2 separate regions of the Homo sapiens genome follow, and region 2 is linked to region 1. A link is a loop called in an ENCODE intact Hi-C map of the cell type or tissue named here. Cell type or tissue: dorsolateral prefrontal cortex. All regions are shown on one strand. Each heading gives the region's core, and the rest is flanking DNA. Links, peaks and the distances in the headings are about the cores only. Region 1 overlaps TMEM161B-DT (TMEM161B divergent transcript). Region 2 has its middle 64 kb from the start of LINC02060.

The links. A loop is a pair of places that touch in the nucleus more often than their neighbours do. Peaks named below come from ENCODE experiments on the same cell type or tissue, not always from the same donor. Only the 100,000 strongest peaks of a DNase experiment are listed, where the experiment ranks them.
Region 2: it touches region 1 in a loop (2.9-fold over the local background); 1 of 110 quality-filtered maps calls a loop at or near these places.

The regions. Positions count from the first base shown.
Region 1 is chr5:88,394,737-88,400,123 of GRCh38, forward strand. The region is part of intron 2 of TMEM161B-DT (TMEM161B divergent transcript); the gene reads left to right. Among named protein-coding and RNA genes, the nearest start is that of LINC02060, 42 kb to the right of the region's middle. RefSeq lists enhancers at 1,601-2,712, 1,979-2,855. In dorsolateral prefrontal cortex, for the core only: no CTCF peak of the experiment used is centred there; DNase peaks (open chromatin) are centred at 2,119 and 3,025; H3K4me3 peaks cover 4,167 bases; H3K27ac peaks cover 5,000 bases.
Region 2 is chr5:88,500,328-88,505,714 of GRCh38, forward strand. No RefSeq gene overlaps it. Among named protein-coding and RNA genes, the nearest start is that of LINC02060, 64 kb to the left of the region's middle. RefSeq lists enhancers at 1,804-1,953, 1,964-2,073. In dorsolateral prefrontal cortex, for the core only: no CTCF peak of the experiment used is centred there; no DNase peak of the experiment used is centred there; H3K4me3 peaks cover 2,212 bases; H3K27ac peaks cover 2,088 bases.

The DNA of each region.
Region 1 (5,387 bases), core at 321-5,320:
AGAGAAACAGAAACAGCTTTTACGTTTTATTTTATTTTAATTTTCTGTGTGTGGAGAGCAGCTATGGCTCCATAATGTCCCAACCCTGCTTTCATCATGCTCATATTCTGGCAACACACAGGTTTGATGCAATTTGTTCTAACTTTTCATTTCAACCATTGCTTTTCTCAAAGTGGTCAGAGTTTAAAGACTGCAAAAGCAGAGGGAAAAGAAATACCACGGCAGGGGGAAAAAACAAACCAACCCCCAAACTGGTGCTGGTATTCAGTGCATTGACACATTCTCAAATGTTTTCTCTGTAGTTATAACACAAAAGCGCTTTCTTCCCTGTTTTGATGTGTTAAAGACGGAAAGAGAGAGGACACTTCGAAGTGGTAAAATAAGTATTTGGAAAGCACAGGGAATGTATTTGTCTTTTGAATGTCCAGGATGTGTCAATAACGTGTTGATACTCTACCATTTAATATTAATTAAATTTTTAAAAATGGAAAAGAGATGAAAAGTTAAATTTAGGCACATTGTCTCTCATACGCCGAACTTTTAGCTATCAATGTTGCCTTCTGTTTTGTATAATTAGAAGTGCATCCAAAGCCAGTCACTTTACTATCTATAAAATAAGGATAACAAGGATGCTAAGTCCCTCTGAGAAGGGTGTGAGTGGATCAATAATACATTATTGTCTAATTTTGACATTTGGCAGAAGAAACCATAAACTTTTACTCCTGTAATGTCAGTAATCTGAACGAATTTTCCTAAGCAATATTATTTGCAGATTCTTTTACTGAGTGAAACAAATAAGAATTTGAAAGACAAAGATGACCTGGTTCTTAAACACTGGCTCCTATCTAAGGACCAAAATCTCTGAATTGAATCCCAGAGTCCTTTACAATTGTACTGTGTACCCCGGCTTTTTTAAAAAGATTTTAAAATGTAAGCTAGATGATTTCAAAACTGATGAAAGTTATGCCACCATTCTTACTTATATCTAATTCATGTTTTAATAGTCATAAGTTTTAGTATACCTAGAGTACAAAGAAGTGTTTACTTAAACCAGTTTCTATACCAGTAGAAACTAACTCCCCCAGAATATTTTTGATGTAATTATTTAAAATCATTTTAATTAGAAGAACAATAAGATGATAGGAAATCAAGGCCCTCGGGTTTTCTGTATGGCTGTATCATCCAGCTTCATAAAGTTACTTAACGAAGTATTTTAAAATATTGTTTATATGAATGTAAACTTACCCTAATTATATACTAAGAAATGTAGTCCATTTGATTTCTTCCCATTCCTGGCCTCAAAAATCAAACCTGCTCTGTTTGGAAAAAGCTGAGTCTTCTGTGATATCATGGACCTTTTTATATTTCAGCAAGGAAGTGGAGGTCATGGAGTCATAAATATCAAAATTTTCAGGACCCAAGCTGTAAGGTTTTATCCTTTCCTTTGTGAAGGCTGATGCAGATGGATTTCTAATTTCCTTTGATTTCTGTCCTCTTGTCTGTGTGTTTTCTTTATTTGTATAAATTGCATTGTCCTTTCTATAAGAATGTTTGAGCACACTCTCCCTGATAGATTCTCATTCTCACTCCCCTCAGCTTGTTTGAGGTTTAGAATGGGGGTGCTTTTCCTTATTTTAAAAGCTTTGCAATTTAGACTCCGAGAGCCAGGACTGGTTTTCTATCCATCGGGACCTGCTCAAAGGTCACACTCAAGATCATAAGCCATGTTCACATCCTTCTTATGGGAAAATGATAAAATAATATCCACAGGCATCTGATACTAGGGGCATGGCCTGGACACACACCTTGCCCTCTTCCCCTTGGCCTTGTCTGCCTTGAAGAATGAATAGATCCATCCCCAAAGTTGATGCTTCGAAGTGACCAGTCAGATGCTAGCAGGTCAGCTGGCTATCCTCTTGGATAGAGGGTCCATAAATTAAAGAAATGTTGGTGTGGTTGAAAGAGGAAGGTAGTCCAGCCCAAGGGAAGTCACGTAAATCTCTCCAGGAGCTTTGTTCCCAGTAGGGAGTGGGGGTGAGAGTTGGGGTAGCTCGGGGCTGTGGGCTGTTATTAATGCCCTGGCCCTCCTGCGGTGGGTGCTAACTTGTTGTGCATGAGAGCTGCCACCATCCTTCCCAAACATCGGGCGCTTGGAAAAGTCAAGCACAGTTGAGCCCTGATTTTCATTTAATAGTCAAAACCAAGATGCATTTGGGCTATGATGATAGGACAGCTCCCTTGAAAAGATTATTTGAACTACAAAGGCATTCATTTAGGGCTAGCAATGTTGCAAAAGGGCCCGCTAGAAATTAGCAGCCTGTCCTGGTATTTGGAGAGCAAGAGTGACAACTTATTGGAAGTTCTCAAGGAATCATTTATATTTCACACTCCACTAGGCAGCTGATTTGAGATTGTCTGTTAGCATAACAAAGGCTCTGAGCCTGTGAACTTCAGAAACCTTTCGACCTCTTAGCTGCTGGCATGAATAGCCCCCAGTCCTGCCTATAGAGATCTCCCAAAGCTCCCCTGTTCGTGGCTAAATTGTTAATCAGGGTAATTTAATATAGTTTTCAATATGCCTCATCTCTTATTGGGAAAGGTATTCACAGCTTCCCTACCCCTGAAAAAAAAAGTTCTTTTATTCAAGTGTGAGAGGGGCAGCTGCAGACAGACCCCCATCCCTTGCTTCTCCCCCTACTCCTTCACAGCAGCAATGTTCTGAGCAGCAACCATAGAGAAGGGCCAGAAAGAGAAACTCAGAACGACGATCCCATCCCCTGGCATGCACTCCACCCTGAACCTGAAACTTCAGCCTATTTATGCTGGGAACCGCCAAAACAAAAACCCAAGGCTCAGCCATAACTGAAACCTCAGAGTCACACACACACACACACACACACACACACACACACACGCCACACCTCCTTCTCCACCCTCCCTTCACCAACACCCTGCCCCTCCCCCCTCATCCCAACTAAGCTTCTCTTGTGTTTCTGGACAAAACGCACCAGACCCCAAGGCCTGTTAATTTTCATTTCTCACTCTGTCCAGGCAGCCCACACCGTCCTGCACGCTCCTTCACAGAGTCACACTCGGCCTGGCCCCTGCATCAACTCCCGGTGTCATATACACTTGCTCTCGCCTGCTCCCTCGCACACTATCAATTCACATGCACATTAGTTAGCTGAAAAGAGCCGGAGCACAAATATATTCATTTTAATCCAGTTAAGACCTAAGAGGTCTCCTAGGATATTATTCAATAGTTTGAAAACTAAGTATAAAATTCAGATTTTGCTACGCTGTTTCATCTCACAGAGGCCTACAGTATGCCTTTCTTTCACTTTATACCATGTGTGTATTCTAAAAAAGTAAAATAAAACCGAATAAAAAAAAAACAATCACAGGCAAAATACCCAGCTTCAGGCAGGCACTATGCTCAAATATTATTATCTTTTTAATGACTGTTTCTAGTACCCATGTGCACATCAGAATAGCAATTTTATACAAAGAAGGAAAAAGTATGAAGTCACTAATTACATTTTTAAAAATTAAAAATAAAAGGATACAATCTCTTAAACTTATTTTCTCTTTCTTTTCCACGTGAGCATTTTAAGGCATCTCTAAAGCATGTCTGAGTGTTTCTGGGTTCCTTTGGTGGTGGTTTTCTGTGTAATTGGTGCTCTGTCTTTGTGCGAGTTGAGGCTCTGTGTGTTGCTTCTTTCTGGAACAGCCATTTCTCGCTTGTGCCCCGTTTTGGTTAGTGTGTCTGTCTCTCAGCCTCCTGAAGTTGGATAAAGGCAGGATGTAGTGCCTGAAGTATTTTCTTTGATTTTTCTCTAGTTAGAGTAGTCCCTGATGGGGGTTGGGAGATTTCTTCACTCACTTGGGTTCCTAATCTAGAATCTGAAAACTGCTGGGAGGTGGGAGACCAATTTCTATTTACAGCATCAAGGAAAGGATTATTAAACCTCCAAAATCAGAAGTACAAACATAGATTTACACTTAATAAAACAAGACAAAACAAACAGCCTAGCTTCTTTCCCAAAATAATTTTTTTTGGAATTAAAAAAAGATTAAGAAATAGGTTTACTGCCCAATTTTAATATCTAAACAATGCCCAGAGGTGACATGTTAAAACAGAAAATAAAATAAATGTATCTGGTGGTTATATTATATGGTAATCCTAAAGACTGCATTTTCCTTTAAAAAAAAAAAAAGGAATCTGACAGTTTTAATTTCAACGTTGTGGAAGTTTTTAGATTATAAATGTTTTTGCCAATAATCTGTGTATTATTCATGTTAATGATGTGCTTTTTGGTTTATTGTATATTGTAAGTAGTGATTTTCATTTTCTCAGTGTTTTAAACCAAAATATTTTAAAAACATTAATTGTTATTATAAATTGATGGGTAAATATGGCTGGTTTCTTTTATTAAAAGCCAAAAATATGAAGTTGTTCATATATAAATATCACAAATTCAACTTTCAGAAGGTGCTTAGAGTAAAAAAATTATGGCTTTAAGCCCAAGAAAGAAAAAATACACAATTTGCATTTTTTCAATGCTTTTGCTTAACATTTTTTTCATTAGGTTTTTTCCTCATTAGAATTTATGATCCATGTCGATCATTACACTTTCACATTTCTGATTTCTGTTAAATTTTCTGACAGAGGCTAATAAATATAAAAGAGTAAAAAGGCCTATTTGCTTTCATCTAAGGTGCTCAATATTTTCAGGTTATTTGTATTTGCATTGAAATCTTTTCCATGTTCTTAATTTAAATTATTAAAATTTGACTGAAACTAATTCTATTTGAAGCTAAGATGTAACAGGGTTTTTTTTTCCCAAGGAATTAAACAATGTGATTTTGCTAAATTATAACATTTTCTTTGGCTTGAGCCATCTAACACCCTCTCCAACATGGCACAGTTTGGGCTTCATATTTGTGGAACAAGAAGGGTTGGGGGGAGAAGGATGTATATTTGGAATGGTGTTTGACAGGGAGAATGAACGCAGACACCAGAACAATTATATTACAATCCCATTGGGAATGCCAGCACCAAATTTAGCCAGACTGATGGGGTACTGTCTAGACGGTCCCTTTTGTGTATCAGCTGTTTTTTCCCTGCTTTATTGCACTGCCTGAATGTGTGAGTTGAACATGCATATGGATCCCAAGCATAACCATTCCTGCAACCATACACTGCTATTAAACTTCCTCTCATTTGGCTAGGAATCAAAGGTTGTGTATTCCTACTATATTCCCTTTATAATATTTTGTAATTAAAATGCAGCTTCCAGATTAGTGGCTTAACAAAGGTCATAAGACAAAGTAGAAGGTGCCTAGGCTCTTTCTTTATATGAAAAAAAATGTACAAATATACTAGG
Region 2 (5,387 bases), core at 286-5,285, 110 kb after region 1:
GATAGATGGCTTCTTTATTAGAAGCAGTAATACCTCTAAGTTATCACTTTGTCTTCAGAAAGAGTAACAAATTGTGCCTATATTTAATTTTTTAAAAATTTCCATGAAGAATTGGTGTACTTTTCAATCTACTTATGATATGTTGTGAGTCATTAGAGGTAAATTATATAAATCAAATTATATTATAACCAAGTTATACTATAATATAAAAATGTCACGCTGGGGAGGTGTAGAGATCAAGTCTATTTACAGTGCTGAAGAAAAACCAACCACTTTTTCCTTTTCCGTTAGTCTAAGCAGCAGCCAAGTGTGATGGAGTTTGGAGGGATAGGAAGAGAGACTGTGTGGGTGGAAATAGCTTCTTGGGTGATTCTGATTGGCCCCTCTCTAGCTAAGGGCCTGGCAGTGGGCAGAAAAGTCACAGCACTTGGGAGAACATTGGCTTGACTACTTACTAATTGTATCTCAACCTGGAGCAAATTGCCTTCAGTCTTAGCCTCAGTTTCTTCATCCAATAAGCCTTTTATCTCATAGTGTTATATTAAAGATTATATAAGATAGTAGCCACAAAGAGCCTTAATGCTGTGCTTAAAAACTGGTTTGAAACATTGTAATGAATTCAGGGTAACAAGGGCTTAGTTACCACCAAAATCTTCAAAAAATAATCTGCAATTAAATCCAATATTTAAAATAACAAGAACAAAACACCTACTGCGTGTTTAGAATTTAGACTCATGTGTCTACTACTTAATTTCTACTGCCTGAAATTTTTTTATCCTTTGTGCGTATTGTGCTCAAAATTATAGAAAAGTAGTTTACAAACTGTGTGTCACTCCCCATTCACGGGTAATGAAGGAAATGTAGTAGGATGTGACAAGCATTTTTAAATGAAACAAATAGAATAGAAACAATCAGAACACATCGCATGGTTTCTTAGTAAGAATTGTGTACATTGTAATAAATGGGTCATGATTTAAATATATTTCCTATTGTACTTAAAATTTAAAAAAATTTAAAAAAAATAATAAAAATCTTGTGGAAAATACTCCTCTAGAACAAGCCCAAATGAAATCTGGTACATATTTCTATCAAATAAATCTGATTTTATTTCACTACCTTTTTAATGGAGAATAATAAAATATAAAATATTTTAGCCACCCACCCAGCCAACTTTTTCTTTAGTAATTCCTATATCATTATGTATCCTTTAGAGTGACTTTTACACAGCTAGTATGTCAAGAAAAGCAAACGTACATGATATTGGACAAGAAGTGGTTACACAGTACGTCCAAGTTACCGTTGCTTACAGGAGATTTAAAGGTGTTGCATAGGCACTGCCAAGGCACCAAAGAGACGGTGGATCCAATTAGATTTCCACCCTTCACAGGAGGGACTTGTCCCACTTAGGTGGCTTTAAAATGTCTTTCTATGTCACATAAAGAACAGAATGCAACAACAGAGGAGAGAAAACAGCTTGTCATAGAGACCAGAGGCACAGAGACTCTCTGAGCAGCAAAGTGAGTCCTGAGGCAGTAAAGCCTCCCTGGTTGTCCCTGACCATTTGGGACGAGGTCACCACCCCAGGATCCACAGATTGGGCCAGCATAGAGATGTTTCTCCGAAAGACATGACAGCAGAGACTGATCACCACATGCATTGTATAAACTTTGTAGATCATTGTACCTGATTGTTCAGAGTCAATCATCTGTAGTTCTCATTCCAGCCTTTAGTCATTCTCAAGAAATCAAGAAAATGTCATTTTTGTAATATTCTGAGTTCAAGAATCTCCCTACACATGGGAAACAGGTTACCCATACCAATTAAATCAGAATTTTGATGCCCTGTGTGGACTAAACCAGGGAAGCAGCCTCTTCTAAATCCTGCTTCAATGAGGCTTATGTCTGCATGGGTGTGCTACTCATTGAACACAAATATAAAGGTGCCACCAGACAAGGAGTTTTTCTGGTTCATCATTGCACTGCAGGATGCCATGAAGGAGTCACAGGCTGTGGCTTCCATGAAGCCCGTGACAAATTTAATACCCTATTACTTGTGTCGTCTGCACTAGCACTTCATTTGGTGACATCACTGGGTACAACTAAAGTTGAAATTTGTGTGACATTTTTGCAGGTGTTGCTTTTCACCAAAAATGTTATTTTACATAGTTTAGCCACAGTGCAGTGCTTTAAGTCTAGAACTAAACCTCAGGAAATCTAATGAGGTTGAAAAGAAAAGTGAAAGTTAACGGCTGCAGCTTTAACAAAGGCTCATCCTCCCTCCGGCTCTAAAGAGTCAGTAACTGAGTTCAGTAACTGAAAATTAAATTAGAAGAAATGCCACCTCTGCAGCTACAGCTACCTTTAGCATTAACAATAATATAGAATGGGATGGGGGTGGGGGGTTCTGCTCAATAGAGCCATCAAGAAACTTTCAGAGCCTTTAAACGGGATGGAATCTGCTCTTACCATGTTTTAAGCTTCCCTTGGTTTTATATTTTGCCCTCTCTCTAGCCTTCATTTCCCTCATAGCCATATCCTTGTCGTATTTTTTCTGTTCTCTCCTTTCTGCTGTTTTTTCCTCCATTGCAAGTCTTAATTTCCATTTTCTTCTCTTCCCCCACTGCCACATTTTTTTCCTTGATTCTCTGAGTTTGTTTTCCCTCCCCTACCATGTTTACATCTTTACAAGAATAATTTAACTGATGACAAGGTTTTTGTGATTTGCCCTGTTCAGAATCTGGGAGAAAACAGTTAAGGATTCTCCAGGGCATAAGGCTTTTGACTTTATCTGGTCACATCAAATGAACAGGAACCATTTTCTCAGGATCGTATTATCACAGTAAGTGATAAGGATGTGCAGGAAGAACTTACGAGCAGTGGCTCACATTTAAAAAAAAAAGGCTGGGGGGAGGAGTGGCAAGAAAGGAAAACATATTAGCCTTTGTCAGGCTCCTCCCCATTCTTCAAATAAGCATCTCTAAAAAACAATCAAGCAAGGTTGTCAATTTGGCCAAAAATCAGCAATGTTTTAATATAATAAGATAGTACTGCCACCCATTTACTTCTAAACAAATTGTGAAAGAACCTAACTATATTATATAGCTATAAAGAAATAAAGGCTATTTTATCATAATTTGATTATGCTACAAAGCACTATGCATAGCAATTCGTGGATCTAATTTTAGTAGTAATAATCTCTTGCCCTGTTATGTAAATGGAAAAAGACTTTCTACAGGCTTCAGATAGAGATAAGCTTAAGATCGAAAGCATGCAAAAGCCATGGTTCAATTACTCTAAAGTGATCTGCATCATATGTTACAGTACATCTTTCTGCCTTTGCACAAAAGCTCGTATCTGCTGCAAATTAGCCATCCTTTTCTAAATGCTACAGATGTCCTCTGAGAGTTAACTGATTCAAATTAAACCAAAATCCTGCAACTACAAAATAATAAGGGGCATTTAAAAATTTTTCAAAATGCTTTTCCCTTTCACGGTTTTCCCCAATTTTTGCACCGTGCCCCCACCCCCCCTTTATTTAAGAAAAGACAATTGAAACTTTACAAGTACAATTAGTTTTCACTCCCAGGCCAATCCATTTTGTGTAAGGATAAACTACCAGGATGATCCCTTTCCATGTTAAGTCTCCACAGGCCACAGAGATGCAAGCTCAGACCAGACTTCTCAGGTACTAGCCTGGCCCCCCAGCAGACAAAACTCTCACACACATCTTGGAATACAAGCCTCTAGAAATAGAGCACTTCACCAATCCTTATTCCCCAGTCTCTTTGGTTGCTCATCAAAATGAAGTTTAGAGTAATCCAAAAGTTAGCTACCCCCCGGAGCACCAGGGCTTCAGGGATAGCTGGAGCCACCCATTGGAAGTACCAGGCTTCCCTCTCAGCGGGCCCGTTCCCCTGCATCTCTCTACAACTTAGGTTTATTCACTCCTACTGCAGACAGTCTTTTCCCATACTCTGGAAGACATGGATGTAAACCACCATCAACCCTTCCATAGCTTCACCACACAGGAAGGCATGGCCCTCTGCCCCACAAGCTTGTATAGGATATCCTGAGGGAGGACCCTCCTAGGCCCTCCTTAAGTCAGTTTTTCCCTCTATGTGGGCTGTCACTCCCACAACACCCACTATGTCCTGGGAAATTACCCTGAATCAGTGGTTTTCACTAAGACTGATTGGGATGGGAATGCAATTTCCCAGCGAAGAGGTGGGTTTTGTATTCAGAAGAAAAAAGGTTTAAAATACTATATTTCCATTCTACATGGGCTGTGGCTTTCTCAGTTTGTGTGAAGGCCAAAAGAGAAAAAAAACAAAAACAAAAACAAAAAAACAATGAATAGTTAGATGTTGATGCTTAAGGCTAAGTGCATTGTTTTTAGCCGTTTACCCTATAATTTAGTAATTACTCTTGTCGGAGGTGATGGATATCCTAGTTACCCTGATTTGATCATCATACATTGTACACATGTATTAAAATATCACATGAACTTCCAAAATGTGTACAACTATGATATAACAATAAAAATATTTTTTAAAAGTTAAAAAATAAAAACTATCACTACTTCCAAAATTTTCCCCTATCCTAGGATTTTATACCTATTGTTGTTCCCAAGGGGAAAAAATTGGATAGATAGATAGATATAGATAGATAGATAGATGATAGATAGATAGATAGATAGATAGATGATAGATAGATAGATAGATAGATAATAGATAGAGACTAAAGCCTTTCAATACTGACTTTCAGTGATTGAGATATTAAATACTTCTAGAGAGCAGCAAGGATGGGACATGATATCTTCTGTTGATTAAATTAGAACTGTTATATCTGAGTAATACATGAGAGAATATAGAATGCTTATTGCACAGGTGTATTAGTTTATTATTGGGTCTTTACATCTGTTACTTCTTTAAGATCTCTCCTCACCCAGCCCTCCCTAGCCACTCTACACCCAGCCCTGGAGGCATCATAATATAAAATGGTAAACCCATTGCTAAATTCTCTGGGTTTTAAAAAATTTTTCTGTATAAATATTGGAATTAATCACAAACTTCAATCCTCTCCCCAAAATGGAGTTCTATATAATTTTCAGGAATATAAAGAGAAGTTACGATTTCAATCCAAATTGTAATACATTTTTTTCTGTACCCACCAAAAAGTTTTATTGTGCTTTTCCTATACCCCCAAAAAAGTTTTATTGTACTTTTAACTTGTATATTTATTGTTATTAAACTTTTTTATACATAACACTAGAAATGTTAACATTAACATTATAAGCAATGTTGTCAGGCTGGGGAACTTGAGCTTTAATTGAGGTCTTGATTAGATCACCAACTGGCTACATGGCATTGGTTAGGTCACTTACTGTTT